Linked DNA regions of Homo sapiens: region 2 is linked to region 1. Evidence: read pairs that join two places in POLR2A ChIA-PET (ENCODE). Cell type or tissue: MCF 10A. All regions are shown on one strand. Links, peaks and the distances in the headings refer to the core of each region. The heading gives the core; the rest is flanking DNA.

Evidence for each region. Peaks named below come from ENCODE experiments on the same cell type or tissue, not always from the same donor. Only the 100,000 strongest peaks of a DNase experiment are listed, where the experiment ranks them.
Region 2: POLR2A ChIA-PET joins it to region 1 with 5 read pairs; 4 of 35 experiments call an interaction of 5 or more read pairs at or near these places.

Annotation. Positions count from the first base shown.
Region 1 is chr18:57,711,059-57,723,908 of GRCh38, reverse strand. The region is part of intron 2 of ATP8B1 (ATPase phospholipid transporting 8B1); the gene reads left to right. Among named protein-coding and RNA genes, the nearest start is that of ATP8B1, 86 kb to the left of the region's middle. RefSeq lists enhancers at 3,812-4,380, 4,381-4,949, 10,252-10,754. In MCF 10A, for the core only: no CTCF peak of the experiment used is centred there; a DNase peak (open chromatin) is centred at 11,348.
Region 2 is chr18:57,647,511-57,653,126 of GRCh38, reverse strand. It overlaps ATP8B1 (ATPase phospholipid transporting 8B1), which reads left to right. Exons shown (of 28, transcript NM_001374385.1): 25 at 398-643; 26 at 955-1,093; 27 at 2,630-2,760; 28 at 4,415-5,616. The coding sequence ends at 4,639. All of the region lies in intron 2 of ATP8B1-AS1 (ATP8B1 antisense RNA 1), which reads right to left. Among named protein-coding and RNA genes, the nearest start is that of ATP8B1-AS1, 20 kb to the right of the region's middle. RefSeq lists an enhancer at 3,194-3,343. In MCF 10A, for the core only: no CTCF peak of the experiment used is centred there; a DNase peak (open chromatin) is centred at 3,206.

The sequences.
Region 1 (12,850 bases), core at 10,243-12,742:
TCTATATTTCTGTTTTGGTACCAGTACCATGCTGTTTTGGTTACTGTAGCCTTGTAGTATAGTTTGAAGTCAGGTAGTGTGATGCCTCCAGCTTTGTTCTTTTGGCTTAGGATTGACTTGGCAATCCGGGCTCTTTTTTGGTTCCATATGAACTTTAAAGTAGTTTTTTCCAATTCTGTGAAGAAAGTCATTGGTAGCTTGATGGGGATGGCATTGAATCTGTAAATTACCTTGGGCAGTATGGCCATTTTCACGATATTGATTCTTCCTACCCATGAGCATGGAATGTTCTTCCATTTGTTTGTATCCTCTTTTATTTCCTTGAGCAGTGGTTTGTAGTTCTCCTTGAAGAGGTCCTTCACATCCCTTGTAAGTTGGATTCCTAGGTATTTTATTCTCTTTGAAGCAATTGTGAATGGGAGTTCACTCATGATTTGGCTCTCTGTTTGTCTGTTGTTGGTGTATAAGAATGCTTGTGATTTTTGTACATTGATTTTGTATCCTGAGACTTTGCTGAAGTTGCTTATCAGCTTAAGGAGATTTTGGGCTGAGACAATGGGGTTTTCTAGATATACAATCATGTCATCTGCAAACAGAGACAATTTGACTTCCTCTTTTCCTAACTGAATACCCTTTATTTCCTTCTCCTGCCTAATTGCCCGGGCCAGAACTTCCAACACTATGTTGAATAGGAGTGGTGAGAGAGGGCATCCCTGACTTGTGCCAGTTTTCAAAGGGAATGCTTCCAGTTTTTCCCCATTCAGTATGATATTGGCTGTGGGTTTGTCATAGATAGCTCTTATTATTTTGAAATACGTCCCATCAATACCTAATTTACTGAGAGTTTTTAGCATGAAGGGTTGTTGAATTTTGTCAAAGGCTTTTTCTGCATCTATTGAGATAATCATGTGGTTTTTGTCTTTGGCTCTGTTTATATGCTGGATTACATTTATCGATTTGCGTATATTGAACCAGCCTTGCATCCCAGGGATGAAGCCCACTTGATCATGGTGGATAAGCTTTTTGATGTGTTGCTGGATTCGGTTTGCCAGTATTTTATTGAGGATTTTTGCATCAATGTTCATCAAGGATATTGGTCTAAAATTCTCTTTTTTGGTTGTGTCTCTGCCCGGCTTTGGTATCAGAATGATGCTGGCCTCATAAAATGAGTTAGGGAGGATTCCCTCTTTTTCTATTGATTGGAATAGTTTCAGAAGGAATGGTACCAGTTCCTCCTTGTACCTCTGGTAGAATTCGGCTGTGAATCCATCTGGTCCTGGACTCTTTTTGGTTGGTAAACTATTGATTATTGCCACAATTTCAGATCCTGTTATTGGTCTATTCAGAGATTCAACTTCTTCCTGGTTTAGTCTTGGGAGAGTGTATGTGTCCAGGAATTTATCCATTTCTTCTAGATTTTCTAGTTTATTTGCGTAGAGGTGTTTGTAGTATTCTCTGATGGTAGTTTGTATTTCTGTGGGATCGGTGGTGATATCCCCTTTATCATTTTTTATTGTGTCTATTTGATTCTTCTCTCTTTTTTTCTTTATTAATCTTGCTAGCGGTCTATCAATTTTGTTGATCCTTTCAAAAAACCAGCTCCTGGATTCACTGATTTTTTGAAGGGTTTTTTGTGTCTCTATTTCCTTCAGTTCTGCTCTGATTTTAGTTATTTCTTGCCTTCTGCTAACTTTTGAATGTGTTTGCTCTTGCTTTTCTACTTCTTTTAATTGTGATGTTAGGGTGTCAATTTTGGATCTTTCCTGCTTTCTCTTGTGGGCATTTAGTGCTATAAATTTCCCTCTACACACTGCTTTGAATGCGTCCCAGAGATTCTGGTATGTTGTGTCTTTGTTCTCGTTGGTTTCAAAGAACATCTTTATTTCTGCCTTCATTTCGTTATGTACCCAGTAGTCATTCAGGAGCAGGTTGTTCAGTTTCCACGTAGTTGAGCGGCTTTGAGTGAGATTCTTAATCCTGAGTTCTAGTTTGATTGCACTGTGGTCTGAGAGATAGTTTGTTATAATTTCTGTTCTTTTACATTTGCTGAGGAGAGCTTTACTTCCAACTATGTGGTCAATTTTGGAATAGGTGTGGTGTGGTGCTGAAAAAAATGTATATTCTGTTGATTTGGGGTGGAGAGTTCTGTAGATGTCTATTAGGTCCGCTTGGTGCAGAGCTGAGTTCAATTCCTGGGTATCCTTGTTGACTTTCTGTCTCGTTGATCTGTCTAATGTTGACAGTGGGGTGTTAAAGTCTCCCATTATTAATGTGTGGGAGTCTAAGTCTCTTTGTAGGTCACTCAGGATTTGCTTTATGAATCTGGGTGCTCCTGTATTGGGTGCATATATATTTAGGAGAGTTAGCTCTTCTTGTCGAATTGATCCCTTTACCATTATGTAATGGCCTTCTTTGTCTCTTTTGATCTTTGTTGGTTTAAAGTCTGTTTTATCAGAGACTAGGATTGCAACCCCTGCCTTTTTTTGTTTTCCATTTGCTTGGTAGATCTTCCTCCATCCTTTTATTTTGAGCCTGTGTGTGTCTCTGCACGTGAGATGGGTTTCCTGAATACAGCACACTGATGGGTCTTGACTCTTTATCCAATTTGCCAGTCTGTGTCTTTTAATTGGAGAATTTAGTCCATTTACATTTAAAGTGAATATTGTTATGTGTGAATTTGATCCTGTCATTATGATGTTAGCTGGTGATTTTGCTCGTTAGTTGATGCAGTTTCTTCCTAGTCTCAATGGTCTTTACATTTTGGCATGATTTTGCAGCGGCTGGTACCGGTTGTTCCTTTCCATGTTTAGTGCTTCCTTCAGGAGCTCTTTTAGGGCAGGCCTGGTGGTGACAAAATCTCTCAGCATTTGCTTGTCTGTAAAGTATTTGATTTCTCCTTCACTTATGAAGCTTAGTTTGGCTGGATATGAAATTCTGGGTTGAAAATTCTTTTCTTTAAGAATGTTGAATACTGGCCCCCACTCTCTTCTGGCTTGTAGGGTTTCTGCCGAGAGATCCGCTGTTAGTCTGATGGGCTTCCCTTTGAGGGTAACCCAACCTTTCTCTCTGGGTGCCCTTAACATTTTTTCTTTCATTTCAACTTTGGTGAATCTGACAATTATGTGTCTTGGAGTTGCTCTTCTCGAGGAGTATCTTTGTGGCGTTCTCTGTATTTCCTGAATCTGAACGTTGGCCTGCCTTGCTAGATTGGGGAAGTTCTCCTGGATAATATCCTGCAGAGTGTTTTCCAACTTGGTTCCATTCTCCCCATCACTTTCAGGTACACCAATCAGACGTAGATTTGGTCTTTTCACATAGTCCCATATTTCTTGGAGGCTTTGCTCATTTCTTTTTATTCTTTTTTCTCTAAAGTTCCCTTCTCGCTTCATTTCATTCATTTCATCTTCCATTGCTGATACCCTTTCTTCCAGTTGATCGCATCGGCTCCTGAGGCTTCTGCATTCTTCACGTAGTTCTCGAGCCTTGGTTTTCAGCTCCATCAGCTCCTTTAAGCACTTCTCTGTATTGGTTATTCTAGTTATACATTCTTCTAAATTTTTTTCAAAGTTTTCAACTTCTTTGCCTTTGGTTTGAATGTCCTCCCGTAGCTCAGAGTAATTTGATCGTCTGAAGCCTTCTTCTCTCAGCTCGTCAAAGTCATTCTCCATCCAGCTTTGTTCTGTTGCTGGTGAGGAACTGCGTTCCTTTGGAGGAGGAGAGACGCTCTGCGTTTTAGAGTTTCCAGTTTTTCTGTTCTGTTTTTTCCCCATCTTTGTGGTTTTATCTACTTTTGGTCTTTGATGATGGTGATGTACAGATGGGTTTTCTGTGTGGATGTCCTTTCTGTTTGTTAGTTTTCCTTCTAACAGACAGGACCCTCAGCTGCAGGTCTGTTGGAATACCCTGCCGTGTGAGGTGTCAGTGTGCCCCTGCTGGGGGGTGCCTCCCAGTTAGGCTGCTCGGGGGTCAGGGGTCAGGGACCCACTTGAAGAGGCAGTCTGTTGGTTCTCAGATCTCCAGCTGCGTGCTGGGAGAACCACTGCTCTCTTCAAAGCTGTCAGACAGGGACATTTAAGTCTGCAGAGGTTACTGCTGTCTGTACCCTGCCCCCAGAGGTGGAGCCTACAGTGGCAGGCAGGCCTCTGAGCTGTGGTGGGCTCCACCCAGTTCGAGCTTCCCGGCTGCTTTGTTTACCTAAGCAAGCCTGGGCAATGGCGGGCACCTCTCCCCCAGCCTCGCTGCCGCCTTGCAGTTTGATCTCAGACTGCTGTGCTAGCAATCAGTGAGATTCCGTGGGCGTAGGACCCTCCGAGCCAGGTGTGGGATATAGTCTCTAGGTGCGCCGTTTTTCAAGCCGGTCTGAAAAGCGCAATATTCGGGTGGGAGTGACCCGATTTTCCAGGTGCGTCCGTCACCCCTTTCTTTGACTCGGAAAGGGAACTCCCTGACCCCTTGCGCTTCCCAGGTGAGGCAATGCCTCGCCTTGCTTCGGCTCGCGCACAGTGCGCGCACCCACTGGCCTGCGCCCACTGTCTGGCACTCCCTAGTGAGATGAACCCGGTACCTCAGATGGAAATGGAGAAATCACCGGTCTTCTGTGTCTCTCACGCTGGGAGCTGTAGACCGGAGCTGTTCCTATTCGGCCATCTTGGCTCCTCCCAATGGGATTATTTTCTTGATTTCTTTTTCAGATTGTTTGCTGTTGGCATACAGAAAGGCTACTGATTTCTGTATGTTGATTTTGTATCTTGCAACCTTACAGAATTTGTTTACCAGTTCTGATAGTTTTTTGGTGGAGTCTTTAGGTTTTTCCAAATATGAGATCATATCATCCGCAAACAAGGATAATTTGACTTATTCCTTTCCAATTTGGATGCCGTTTATTTCTTTCTCTTGTCCGATTGCTCTAGCTAGGACTTCTGGTGAAAGTAGGCATCCTTGACATGTTCCAGATCTAAGAGGAAAGGCTTTTAGTTTTTCCCCATTCAGTTTGATACTAGCTATGGGTCTGTCATATATGGCTTTTATTATACTGAGGTATGTTGTTCTGTACCCAGTTTTTTGAGGATTTTTTTTATCATGAAGTGATGTTGAATTGTATCAAATTCTTTTTCAGCATCAATTGAAATGATCATATGGTTTTTGCCCTTCATTCTGTTGACATGACATATCACATTAATTGATTTGTGTATGTTGAACAATCTTTGCATTTCTGGGATAAATCCCACTTGATCATGATGAATGATCTTTTTAATGTGTTGTTGAATTCAATTTTCTAGTATTTTGTTGAGGATTTTTGCATCAACATTCATCAATGATATTGGCCTATAGGTCTTTTTGTTTTTGTTTTTGTTTTTTGATGTGTCTTTGTCTGGTTTTGGCATCAGGGTAATACTGGCCTTGTAGAATGAGTTTGGAAGTATTTCCTCCTGTTTATTTTAGAATAGATTGAGTAGGATTGGTATTAGTTCTTCTTTAAATGCTTGGTAGTATTCAGTAGTGAAGCCATTGGGTCCTGGGATTTTCTTTGCTGAGAGACTTTTTATTATGGCTTTGATCTCATTACTTGTTATTCATCTGTTTGGGTTTTGGATTTCTTTATGATTCAATCTTGGTAGGTTTTATGTATCTAGGAATTTATCCATTTTTTTCTACATTTTCCAATTTATTGGCAAATAGTTGCTCATAGTAGCCACTAATGATCTTTGAATTTCTGTGGTAACAGTTGTAATGTCTTCTTTTTCAGCTCTGATTTTATTTATTTGGGTCTCTCTTTTTTTGCTTTTTTTTTTTTTTTTTTTTTTTAGTTAGTCCAGCTAAAGGTTTGTCAATTTTGTTTATCTTTTCAAGAAACTAACTTCTTGGCCAGGCACAGTGGCTCACACCTGTAATCCCAGCACTTTGGGAGGCTGAGGTAGGTGGATCACTTGAGGGCAGGAGTTTGAGACCAGCCTGGCCAACACAGTGGAACCCTGTCTCTACTAAAACTACAAAAATTAGCCAGGTGTGGTGGCACATGCCTATAGTCCTGGCTACTCCTAGCTACTCAGGAGACTGAGGCACAAGAATTGCTTGAACCTGGGAGGCGGAGGTTGCAGTGAGCCAAGATCGCACCACTGCACTCCAGCCTGGGCAACAGAGTGAGACTCTGTCTCCAAAAAAAAACCAAACCAAACCAAACCAAAACAAAAAACCGTTTTTGTTTCATTGATCTTTTGTATTGTTTTCTTTGTTTCAATGTCATTTATCTCTGCTTTGATCTTTATTATTTCTTTTCTTCTAGTAACTTTGGGTTTGGTTTGCTCTTGCTTTTCTAGTTCTTTTTTTTTTTTTTTTTTTTTTTTTTTTTTTTTTTTTTTTTGAGACAGAGTCTTGCTCTGTTACCCAGGTTGGAGTGCAGTGGTGTGATCTCGGCTTACTGCAAGCTCCGCCTCCCGGGTTCATGCCATTCTCCTGCCTCAGCCTCCCCAGCAGCTGGGACTACAGGTGCCCGCCACTGTGCCCACCTAAGTTTTTTGTATTTTTTTAGTAGCAATGGGGTTTCAGTGTGTTAGCCAGGATGGTCTCGATCTCCTGACCTCATGATCTGCCCACCTCGGCCTCCCAAAGTGTTGGGATTACAGGCGTGAGCCACTGCACCTGGCTCTAGTTCTTTTAGATGCATCATCAGGTTGTTTGAAGTTTTTCTTATTTTTTGATGTAGGCACGTATAGCTATAAACTTCCCTCCTAGTACTGCTTTCACTGTGTCCCACAGGTTTTGGTTTATCATGTTTCCATTATCATTTGTTTGAAGAAATTTTTCAGTTTCCTGTTTAATTTCTTCATTGACCCACTGGTCATTTAGGAACATATTGTTTAATTTCCATGTTTTTGTATAGTTTCCAAAATTCCTCTTATTATTGATTTCTAGTTTTACTCATTGTGGTCAGTCAGATGTTTGATATTATTTCAATTTATTTGAATGTTTTAAGACTCGTTCTGTGACTTAATATACGTTCTGTCTTTGAGAATGATCCACGTGCTGAGGAAAAGAATGTGTATTCTACAGCTGTTGTATGAAATATTTTATAAATATCTATTTGGTCTATAGTGCAGATTAAGTCCCATGTTTCTTTGTTGATTTTCTGTCTGGAAGATCTGTCCAGTGCTGAAAGTGTAGTGTTGATGTCTCCAGCTATTATTTTACTGGGGTCTATCACTCTCTTTAGCTCTAGTAATATTTGCTTTATATATCTGGGTGCTCCAGTGTAAGGTGGATAAATATTTAAAACTATTATATCCTCTTGCTGAACTGACCTCTTTATCATTATATAGTGACTTTGTCTCTTCTTATAGTTTTGTCTTGAAATCTATTTTGTCTGATATAAATATAGGTATCCTGTTCTTTTTTGCTTTCCATTGGCATGGAATATCTTCTTCAATCCCTTCATTTTCAGTCCAGGTGGAGTGTCTGTTGTAGGCAACAGATCACTGGGTCTTTTTTTTTTTTAAATCTATTCAGCCACTCTATATCTTTTGATTGACAGTTTAGCCCATTTACATTCGATGTTATATTGATAAGTAAGGACTTACTCTTGCCATTTTGTTATGTTTTCCGGTGGCTTTGTGGTCTTCTCTTCCTTCTTTCCTCCCTTCCCTTCTGCCTTTTAGTGAAGGTGGTTTTCTCTTGTGGTGTGCTTTAATTTCCTGCTTTTTATTTTGTATATATCCATTGTATGTTTTTTGATTTGAGGTTACCATGAGGCTTGTAAGTACTGTCTAATAACTCATTATTTTAAGCTAAAAGAAAACTAATAAACTCTACACTTTAACTTCCTCCCTCTGCTTTTTAACTTTTTATTGTTTCTATTTATATCTTATTGTACTATGTCTTGAAAAGTTGTTCTAGTCACTATTTTTTATCAGTTAATCTTTTAGTCATTTTACTGAAGAGTAGTTTACATGTCACAGTCACAGTGTTATACTATTCTGGGTTTTTCTGTATACTTAACTGTTACCAGTGAGTTTTGTGCCTTCAGGTGATTTCTTATTGCTCACTAACATCGTTTACTTTCTGATTAATGTACTCTGTTTAGCATTTCCTGTAGGACAGGTCTAGTGTTGATGAAATCCCTCAGCTTTTGTTTGTCTGGGAAGGTCTTCATTTCTCCTTTATGCTTGAATATATTTTCCTTCAGCACTTTAAATATGTCATGCCACTCTCTCCTGGCCTATAAGGTTTCCACTGAAAAGTCTGCTGCCAGACGTATTGGAGTGCCATTGTATTTTATTTGTTTCTTTTCTTTTGCTGCTTTTAGGATCCTTCCTTTTATCCTTGACTTTTAGGAATTTGATTACTAAATGCCTGAGGTAGTCTTCTTTGGGTTAATCTGCTTGGTGTTCTACAACCTTCTTGTTCTTGGATATTGATATCTTCCTCTAGGTTTGGGAAGTTCTCTGTTATTATCCTTTGAATAAACTTTCTACCCCTGTCTCTTTCTCTACCTCCACTTTAATGCCAATAACTCTTAGATTTGCTTTTTTAAGTCTATTTTCTAGATCTTGTAGGTGTACTTCTTTCTTTTTTATTCTTTTTTCTTCTGTCTCCTCTGACCATATTTTCCAATAGCTTACCTTCCAGCTCACTAATTCTTTGTTCCACTTATTCAATCCTGGTATTAAAAGTCTCTGATGCATTCTTCAGTATGTCGGTTGCATTTTTCAACTCCGGAATTTCAGCTTGACTCTTTTTAATTATTTCAATCTCTGTTACATTTATCTGATAGAATTCTAAACTTTTTCTGTGTTGTCTTGAATTTCTTTGAGTTTCCTCTTTGTTAAGTTTATCTGATAGAGTTCTGAATGTCTTCTCTGTGCTATCTTGAATTTCTTTGAGTTTCCTCAAAATGGCAATTTTGAATTTTCTGTCTGAAAGGTCATATAGTTTTGTTTCTGCAGGTTTGGCCCCTGGTGTCTTATTTAGTTTGTTTGGTGAAGTCATGTTTTCCTGGATGTTCTTGATGCTTGTGGATGTTCATCAATGTCTGGGCATTGAAGAGTTAGATATTTATTGTAGCTCTCACAGTCTGGGCTTGTTTATACCCATCCTTCTTGGGAAGGATTTCCAGGTATTCAAAAGAACTTGGATATTATGATTGAACCCATATCTGCATTAGGGGGCATCCCAAGCTCAATAACGCTGCATTTCTTGCAGACTATCTGGAAGAATTATCTGGATTATCAAGCCCACACTCTTGTTCTTGTTGCTTACTTTCTCCCAAACAGAATCAATCTCTCTCTCTCTCTTTTTTTGCTCTTTCTCTCTCCCCCTTCCCCCCTCCCTCCTCTCCCTTTCTCCTTCTCTCTCTCCCTCTGTTCTGGGCCACCCAGAGCTAGGGGGGTGGAGATACAAGCACCAATATGGCCATCACCACTGAGAATGTACTGGGTCAGACATGAAGCTGGCACCACACTGGGTCTCGCCATGGCCCACTGTAACCATGATCTGGCTGCCTATGTTCCCTCAATGCCCTGTTGTGAAGCCAGCCAGGCTAGCTTCAAGCCAGTGAGTTCCCCCAGGCTGCAGCCAGATCCAGAGATGCCATCTGGGAGCCATGGACTGGAGTCCAAAACCTTAGAAATCTGCTTGGTGTCCTATCTATTCTACTGTGGCTGAGCTGGCACTCAAACCATTAGCCAGTCCTTTCCACTATTCTGCCCTTTCCACAGGCTCAGGGGCCTCTCCCCATGTCCACCACCACCACAGGCCTATGAGGAGTGCTGCCAGGTTACTGCTGATGTTCGGTAAAGGCCTATGGCCTCTTCAGTCAGCTTGTGGTAAATCCTTTCAGTCACCCTTCAGGGCAGTGAGCTCCCCTCTGGCAAAAAGCAAGTCCAGAGATGTCATCCAAGAACCTAAGGCCTAGACTCAGGGACCCCAAGAGGGGTCTCTATTTGTTGCTTTACCCCACTGTGGCCAAGGTGGTAGCAAGTGCAAGGCAGGCTGGGCGCAGTGTCTCATGCCTGTAATCCCAGCACTTTGGGAGGCTGAGGCGGGCAGATCACTTGAGGCCAGGAGTTAGAGACCAGCCTGGCCAACATGGCGAAACCCTGTCTCTACTAAAAATAAAAAAAATTAGGCCGGGCGCGGTGGCTCACTCCTGTAATCCCAGCATGTTGGGAGGTCAAGGTGGGTGGAACACTTGAGGTCAGGAGTTCAAGACTGGCCTGACCAACATGGTGCAACCCCATCTCTACTAAAAATACAAAATTAGCCAAGCATGGTGGCACACACCTCTAATCCCAGCTACTCGGGAGGCTGAGGCAGGAGAATTGCTTGAACCCGGTAGGTGGAGGTTGCAGTGAGCTGAGATCGCACCACTGCACTCCATCCTGGGTGACAGAGTGAGAAACCATCTCAAATAAAATAAAATAAAATAAAATAAAATAAAAAATTTTTAAAAATTAGCTGGGCATGGTGGTACATGCCTGTAATCCCAGCTACTCAGGAGGCTGAGGCATGAGAATTGCTTGAACCCAGGAGGCACAGGTTGCAGTGAGCTGAGATGACACCATTGCACTCCAGCCTGGGCAAAATAGCAAGACTCTATCTCTGAAAAGAAAGAAAGAGAGAGAGAGAGAAAGAAAAAAGAAAGAAAGAAAGAGAAAGAAAGAAAGAAAGAAAGAAGGAAGGAAGGAAGGAAGGAAGGAAGGAAGGAAGGAAGGAAGGAAAGAAAGAAAGAAAGAAAGAAAGAAAGAAAGAAAGAAAGAGAAAGATCAAGAGCAAGACAAAGCACCCTTTAATTTTCCTTCTGCTTTTCTCAAGCGGAAGGAATCTCTCACCATGGCCACCACAGCTGGGAATGTGCTGGGTCACAACTAAAGCCAGAATATCTTAGCCTCAATTAAGGCCCACAGCCTTGGATATTAACTGGGTATCACTACTGTTTATTCAGGGCTCAAGGGCTCTTTCATCAGCAGGTGATGGATCCTGCCAGAGCTGGGTCCTTGCCCTGCAAGGCAGCAGGCTCCCTTCTGATCCAGGATTGTCTAGAAATGTTGTCTGGGAACTAGGGCCTGAAACAGCCTCATGACCCTGCCTGGTGCCCTATCCTACTGTGGCTGAGCTGGTATCCAAGATGCAAGACAAAGTTCTCTTTACTCCTCCCTCTCATCTCCTCAAGCAGAAGGAAGAGGTCTCTTTTGGAGCAGTGAGGTTGGCGGGGAGGGGCCGAGCAAGCATTCCACTAGCTGCTCTGGCTGGTGTCTCAGTAGGTCATGTGCCTGCTAAGTCAACTGGCTCCAAGTCCAGCTCAGCACTAGGACTTGCCTAAGAGTTGTAGTTCATGGGGCCTACACTGCCTTTCAATTTTATTTAGAGCCCCAGGGCACTTTGGCCCTCGGTGACGAGGTTTGCCAGAATTCAAGTTCTGACCAAGGTACAGGAGATTCCCCTCTGGCTAGGGCTGGTCTAAATGCTCCCTCTATGGTCTGGCATCAGCTGAGTTCAGCCTGCTTTTGCTTTCTACTGTCTGTAACAGGGCAGCACTGAGTTCAGTGCAAAGCCTCACAATCGCTGCACTGTCCCTCTCCCAAGCGTACAGATTTTCTCTCCATGCCACACATCTGGTGCTGGGGCTGGGGGAGGGGTGGCATTGGCAATTCAAGACTATTTTTCCTACCCTCTTCAGTCCTTTTTCAGCAATATAAAGTTAAAACCAGGTACTGTGAGTGCCTGATTTTTTGGTTTTTATAAAGGTGCTTTTTTGTTTGTAGATAGTTGTTAAATTTGATGTTCCTATGGGAATTACAATTCGTGCGAGCTTCTATTTGGCCACCTTGCTCCTCTCCATATTCGCCATATATATATATATATATATGCCAATAGAGGGAAGGAGAGGAATCACAAACATTGCTTTAAAACAGTAATACATGTAAATGATCCAATTAGAAAAGGGTCCAGAATGAAAATGAAGTTTTCCTTCCTGCCTCTCCTGTCCCTCAGTCATGCAGTTTCCTTTCCAAAAAAAATACTGCTGGTCTGGGCACGGTGGCTCACACCTGTAATCCCGGCACTCTGGGAGGCCAAGGCAGGAGGATAGCTTGTGGGCAGCAGTTCAAGACCAGCCTGGTCTGCAAAGCAAGACCTCATCTTTACAAAAAAATTTAAAAATTAGGTACGATGGCGTGCACTTTAGTCTCAGCTACTCCAGAAGTTGAGGTGGGAGGATCACTTGAGCCCAGGAGTTCAGAGGCTGCAGTGAGCTATGAGCATGCCACTGCACTCCAGCCCAGGTGCCACAGTGAGACTTTGTCTTTTAAAAAAATGACAAAAAGAAATTACGGTTACCAGTTTCTCAAAATATGTCCTTCCAGAGAGATACACGTTTGTATGCGCAAAGAATGCTTGCAAACTTGCTTCCTCATATACCCATACACATATGCAGAAACAGATGTGCACGTGTGTGTACATATATGCATTCATATTGTGTATGAATTCTATGCATCACACAGCTGAAAGCACAAGATGGTAGATACCCTTCTGCTTTTGTCTCTTAACAGTGTAATTTGGAGGTAATTCCTACCATATTTATGGGGTCACCTCATTCTTTTTTTGCTGACTGCATAGGCTATCATTGTAATCGTGTTTAACTGGCTGTTCCCAGTAGGCATTTGGGTTGTTTCTAGTCGTTCTGATAAATAGGGCTGCATTGAAAATCCCTGCAGTAGGTACATGGGGGATATTTCCTAGAAGTGTGATTATTTGGTCAGTGCATGTGTGTGTTAAATTTTGAGATCTGGCCAAATTACTCTCCATAAAGGCTACCTCAGAGTGTCTGTTTCTCTGCTCTCTTTTGAACCTAGAATGT
Region 2 (5,616 bases), core at 1,874-4,373, 62 kb after region 1:
GACTAAAAAGTAATAATTTATAATTAACTCATCAACTTGTATGAGAAAATTTTTTCCCAAAGGATTTGCAACAATATATATTCACTCAGGAGGTAAAAACAGTAGCCTCCCTACATATTTTTGGACATTACTAATTTGTTTTCTTTCCATAAGTAGCAAAGTAATAAACTTATACCTAGCCCTTCTCTGAATTAAATATTAAGTAATGGTGGTCTAAGCAATGAGGTTGAGCTCTGCACACCACAAATATTGCAGGATTGATCGATTATCTTGTTCAGTTTTTGCCTTCCTAAAATTTAACAGCAGGCTGCAACTTTTTGTGAGATATTAATTATAACATATCTCTGACTGCTTTGACCTGATGAATAAAATACCATCATTTTGTTTTCTCCTTAAGGATGTGAGTGACAAACTGAGCCTCCGATTCCCTGGGTTATACATAGTGGGACAAAGAGACTTACTATTCAACTATAAGAGATTCTTTGTAAGCTTGTTGCATGGGGTCCTAACATCGATGATCCTCTTCTTCATACCTCTTGGAGCTTATCTGCAAACCGTAGGGCAGGATGGAGAGGCACCTTCCGACTACCAGTCTTTTGCCGTCACCATTGCCTCTGCTCTTGTAATAACAGTCAATTTCCAGGTACGTGGCTTTCATTGGCCGTATTCAGTGTCTATTGGTACCTACTTATATTTCTGTATATAGGGTGGCATGCACATCCACCTGACTCCCACTGCACCTGTGCCACTTACAAAATATAAATGCTATTTTCATCTCTTATACCAAGCACATTTTCTATTTCTTGCCTGAGTCAAGGATGGTTTAGTTTCTGGTCCAGTATTCAAGCCACATCATGCCTAACTTGCTGAATTCTGTTTTCAGGATTGTTAGATCCTTTATTTCTTGCTAACTCCCCAAAATGAGTGCTCTGTTTTTCTCTGGTTTCCCAACAGATTGGCTTGGATACTTCTTATTGGACTTTTGTGAATGCTTTTTCAATTTTTGGAAGCATTGCACTTTATTTTGGCATCATGTTTGACTTTCATAGTGCTGGAATACATGTTCTCTTTCCATCTGCATTTCAATTTACAGGTTGGTATTTCCAAATTCCAAAAATAAATGTACAGACAAATGTCATTAGTTTAGATTTTGACATAACTTCTGTTAAGTAATAAAATATACAAGGTGGAATGGCTGGGCACAGTGGCTCACACCTGTAATCCCAGCATTTTGGGAGGCCGAGGCAAGTGGATTGCTTGAGCCCAGCAGTTCAAGACCAGCCTGGACAACATGGCTAAACCCCATCTCTACAAAAAATACAAAAAAATTAGCCAGGCATGGTGGCACATGCCTGTAGTTCTAGCTACTGGAGAGGCTGAAGTGGGAGGATTGCTTGACCTGGGACGTTGAGGCTACAGTGAGTCGTGATGGCACTGCTGTACTCTAGCCCAGGTGACAGAGCGGGACCCTGTCTCAAAAAAAAAACAAAAAAAACAAAGCACAACAAAACAAATATATACAAATTATTATTGCTAGTGAAAATTAATGTCTTGTCTGGAAATTAAATGGTGATGGTGGGTTGAAAGGGCATAACATGATGGGAGGAAGACAAATTAAAATAGCTTTACAATAGCGCTGTACGTGTGTTGAATTAGATAACTTAAGACTTAAAAGGCTGGATAAAAGCCTATTCTTTCTTTCCCATAAAACCTAATACTGGGGCTAGATGTGGTAGCTCACGCCTGTAATCCCAGCACTTTGGGAGGCCAATATGGGTGGATCACTTGAGCTCAGGAGTTTGAGACCAGCCTGGGCAACATGGTGAAACCCCATCTCTACAAAAAATACAAAAATTAGCCAAGCGTGGTGGCGCACACCTGTAGTCCCAGCTATTCAGGAGGCTAAGGTAGGAGGACACCTGAGCCCAGGAGGTTGAGGCTGCAGTGAGCCATGATCACGCCACTGCACTCCAACGTGGGTAACAGAGTGAGACCCTATCTCAAAAAAAAGTCAGAAGTCTTGATCACCTAACTTTGCATTTTTAATCAATGCAATGTCAACAAATGTGCTTTTTTTCCTTATTTGCTCACTTATGTAAATTTGCCTTGTTTCAAATAATTTACCTTCCCAATTTTGCTTTGCTTAGTCTGATTTTAAAATGTCTGTTCTTTGAGCCATAATGGATATTTTGGGGAGGCCAATCCAGTTGTAAAACTTTACCATAAATGATCTATTTATAGATTATGAAATATTAACTATGTTCTTTTTTTTATTTTATTTTTTATTTTTGAGACAGAGTTTTGCTTTATCACCCAGGCTGGAGTGCGGTGGCACAATTTCGGCTCACTGCAACTTCCGCCTTCCGGGTTCAAGCAATTCTGCTGTCTCCTGAGTAGCTGGGACTACAGGTGCACACCACCATGCCCGGCTGATTTTTTGTATTTTAGTAGAGACGGGGTTTCACCATGTTGCCCAGGCTGGTCTCGAACTCCTGAGCTCTGGCAATCCACCCACCTTGGCCTCTCAAAGTGTTAGGATTACAGGCATGAGCCACCACACCTGGCGAAATATTAACTATGTTCTTAGGAAAAAAGAACCACAGTGATGCATTTGCCATGTTCTTTACAGGCACAGCTTCAAACGCTCTGAGACAGCCATACATTTGGTTAACTATCATCCTGGCTGTTGCTGTGTGCTTACTACCCGTCGTTGCCATTCGATTCCTGTCAATGACCATCTGGCCATCAGAAAGTGATAAGGTATAAAGAATATAGTCCTTTCCCAACTCTGTCCCTCACAGAAACCAAAGCGTTTCCCAACAGCACGTTTCCTGCAAAATTCTAAGCTCATGGGAAGTTTGGTAAGAATGATTTTTCATGATTGCTTCTCTTTAACTCTATCTCACAAATAAGTCTTTTGGAATTGGGAGTTTAGTGTGCTTGCTTTTTAATACAAAAATTACCAAACATAAACAAAAAAGGGAGAACAGAATGAGCCCCATATATCTATCTCCTCAGTTTAACAATTACAGTATTAACATTTTGTCATACAAATCAGATTGGGTTTTTTTTCTTTATTTAAGAAAAATGTCACCTTCTGTAGCAGGATCCTTTGAGCTACAAGGAACAGAAAGCTGTGACTCAAAACATCTCTACAGTAGTGCGTCATCATTAATCATTAGTAGGCTTCAGGCCCAGTTGATTGAGCAATTTAATGTTGTCAAGAAAGGATTGGGCTGGTTCTTGCCATCTCTTCTCTCAGAAACCTTCATTATTAGCTTCATATGGATGCTGGAAGATGGCCAGAGCAGTTCTGGGTATCACTTCCTGACCTATCAGTGTCGGGGGGAGATAAGAGCCTATTCTGTAGCTCCTTAGGGGCCGTGGAACTTCTCACCCAAGGGCCCCAGTACAGTGCCCTCAGGTCTCACGTGCCAAAATTAGGTCACTTGCCCATTCTGGACTAGTTTAGCAAGGGAAATCAACCTGCCCACCGCCCATGAGAAATGTGGCTGTGAGGGGTTGGGGGGGGCAATCTGAATACAATCAATTTCCATTAGAAAGAAGGAGAGAGTAGAGGCTACTGAGGCAACCTTCAGTATCCCTCGGGTCTCCCTTTTGCAGTGCCAACAGTATGCAGTAACAACCCAGGAAAGAGGCCCTACTGAATTTTCTCTTTGACTGTACCCATCTGGTCTGAACTAGAAAAGGGCACTAGCTTCAGAGGAGTGGGAATCTTGGCTTTGCATTTTCTAGCTGTGTGACCTTGGAAAAGTTAAATAACCTTCCCTTGGCTTCAATATATATCTCCAGGTAGGTAGGTAGGTAGATCGATTGATCAATCAATCTATGTATAGATATAGAGAGATGGATATAGATTTATATCATCATATATATATGTCGATATAGATAGATAGATAGATAGATAGATAGATATAGCCAAGCACTGTGGTTCATGCCTGTAATCCCAGAACTTTTGGAGGCCGAGGCAGGCAGATCACTTGAGGTCAGGACCAGCCTGGCCAACATGGTGAAATTCTGTCTCCACTAAAAATACAAAAATTAGACGGGTGTGGCAGTGCGTGCCTGTAACCCCAGTTACTCAGGAGGCTGAGGCAGGAGGATCGCTTGAACCTGGGAGGCAGAGGTTGCAGTGAGCCAAGATCGTGCCATTGCACTCAAGTCTGGGTGACAGAGCGAGACTGTCTCAAAAACAAAAAAAAAGATATAGACACACATACACACACACACACACACACACACACACACACACAAGTGGGGACAGAACTGCCTGCATCAAAATGGGGCAGGTGTCAGGGGAGTTCATCAGTGTTCATTTCTGTCAACCGTCTGGCCAGGCCTCCTCCCTGGTGTGGATCTTATTTTCATCCCTCCCCATCTCTCCCCCTTGCAGATCCAGAAGCATCGCAAGCGGTTGAAGGCGGAGGAGCAGTGGCAGCGACGGCAGCAGGTGTTCCGCCGGGGCGTGTCAACGCGGCGCTCGGCCTACGCCTTCTCGCACCAGCGGGGCTACGCGGACCTCATCTCCTCCGGGCGCAGCATCCGCAAGAAGCGCTCGCCGCTTGATGCCATCGTGGCGGATGGCACCGCGGAGTACAGGCGCACCGGGGACAGCTGATCCCTTACCCCCAGGCTGGGATGCGGCCACAAAGCACGTCTATTTTTTTATGAAAGACTCTCAGGACTTTGTGTGTGTGTGTGAATTGCATTCATCACAAAGATATTGAAGACAATAAATAATCTTTATAACAAACTCCTTGGGTTGGACTATTAAACAATAGCAGAGCCAAGAAATAGGACTTTTAAAAGTCCTATTATTCGGCCGGGCGTGGTGGCTCAGGTCTGTAATCCCAGCACTTTAGGAGGCTGAGGAGGGGAGATCACCTGAGGCCAGGAGTTCGAGACCAGCCCAGCCAACATGGTGAAACCCTGTCTCTACCATAAATTAAAAATTAGCCGGGCTTGGTGGTGGGCACCCGTAATCCCACCTATTTGAGAAGCTGAAGCAGAAGAATCGCTTGAACCTGGGAGATGGAGGTTACAGTGAGCCGAGATTGCGCCACTGCACTCCAGCCTGGGTGACAGAGCAAGACTCTGTCTTAAGAAAAATTTAAAAATAGGCCGGGCATGGTGGCTCATGCCTGTCATCCTAGCACTTTGGGAGGCCAAGGCAGGTGGATCACTTGAGGTCAGGAGACCAGCCCGGCCAACATGGTGAAACCCCATCTCTACTAAAAATACAAAAATTAGCTGGAAATCGCTTGAACCTGGGAGGTGGAGGTTCCAGTGAGCCGAGATCGTGGCACTGCACTCCAACCTGAGCAACAGAGTGAGACACCAGCTCAAAAAAAATTTTTTAATAATAATAAAAGTCCTATTATTCAACTGGTTATGTACATTATGGTTGAAAGGGAACGTTTTAATCCAGTCTCAATCCAGGGCAATAGAATTACAAAGCATGTTGTATTTCAGTTCAAATGGTATTGTATTATAAAATTACAGTTACATTTTCCTTTCGGTGATCTTCAGCATAATTTCCCAGAGGCCCCTTTTTCCTCCCTATAGGCCATCTTATTAACAGATTTTAAAATTTAT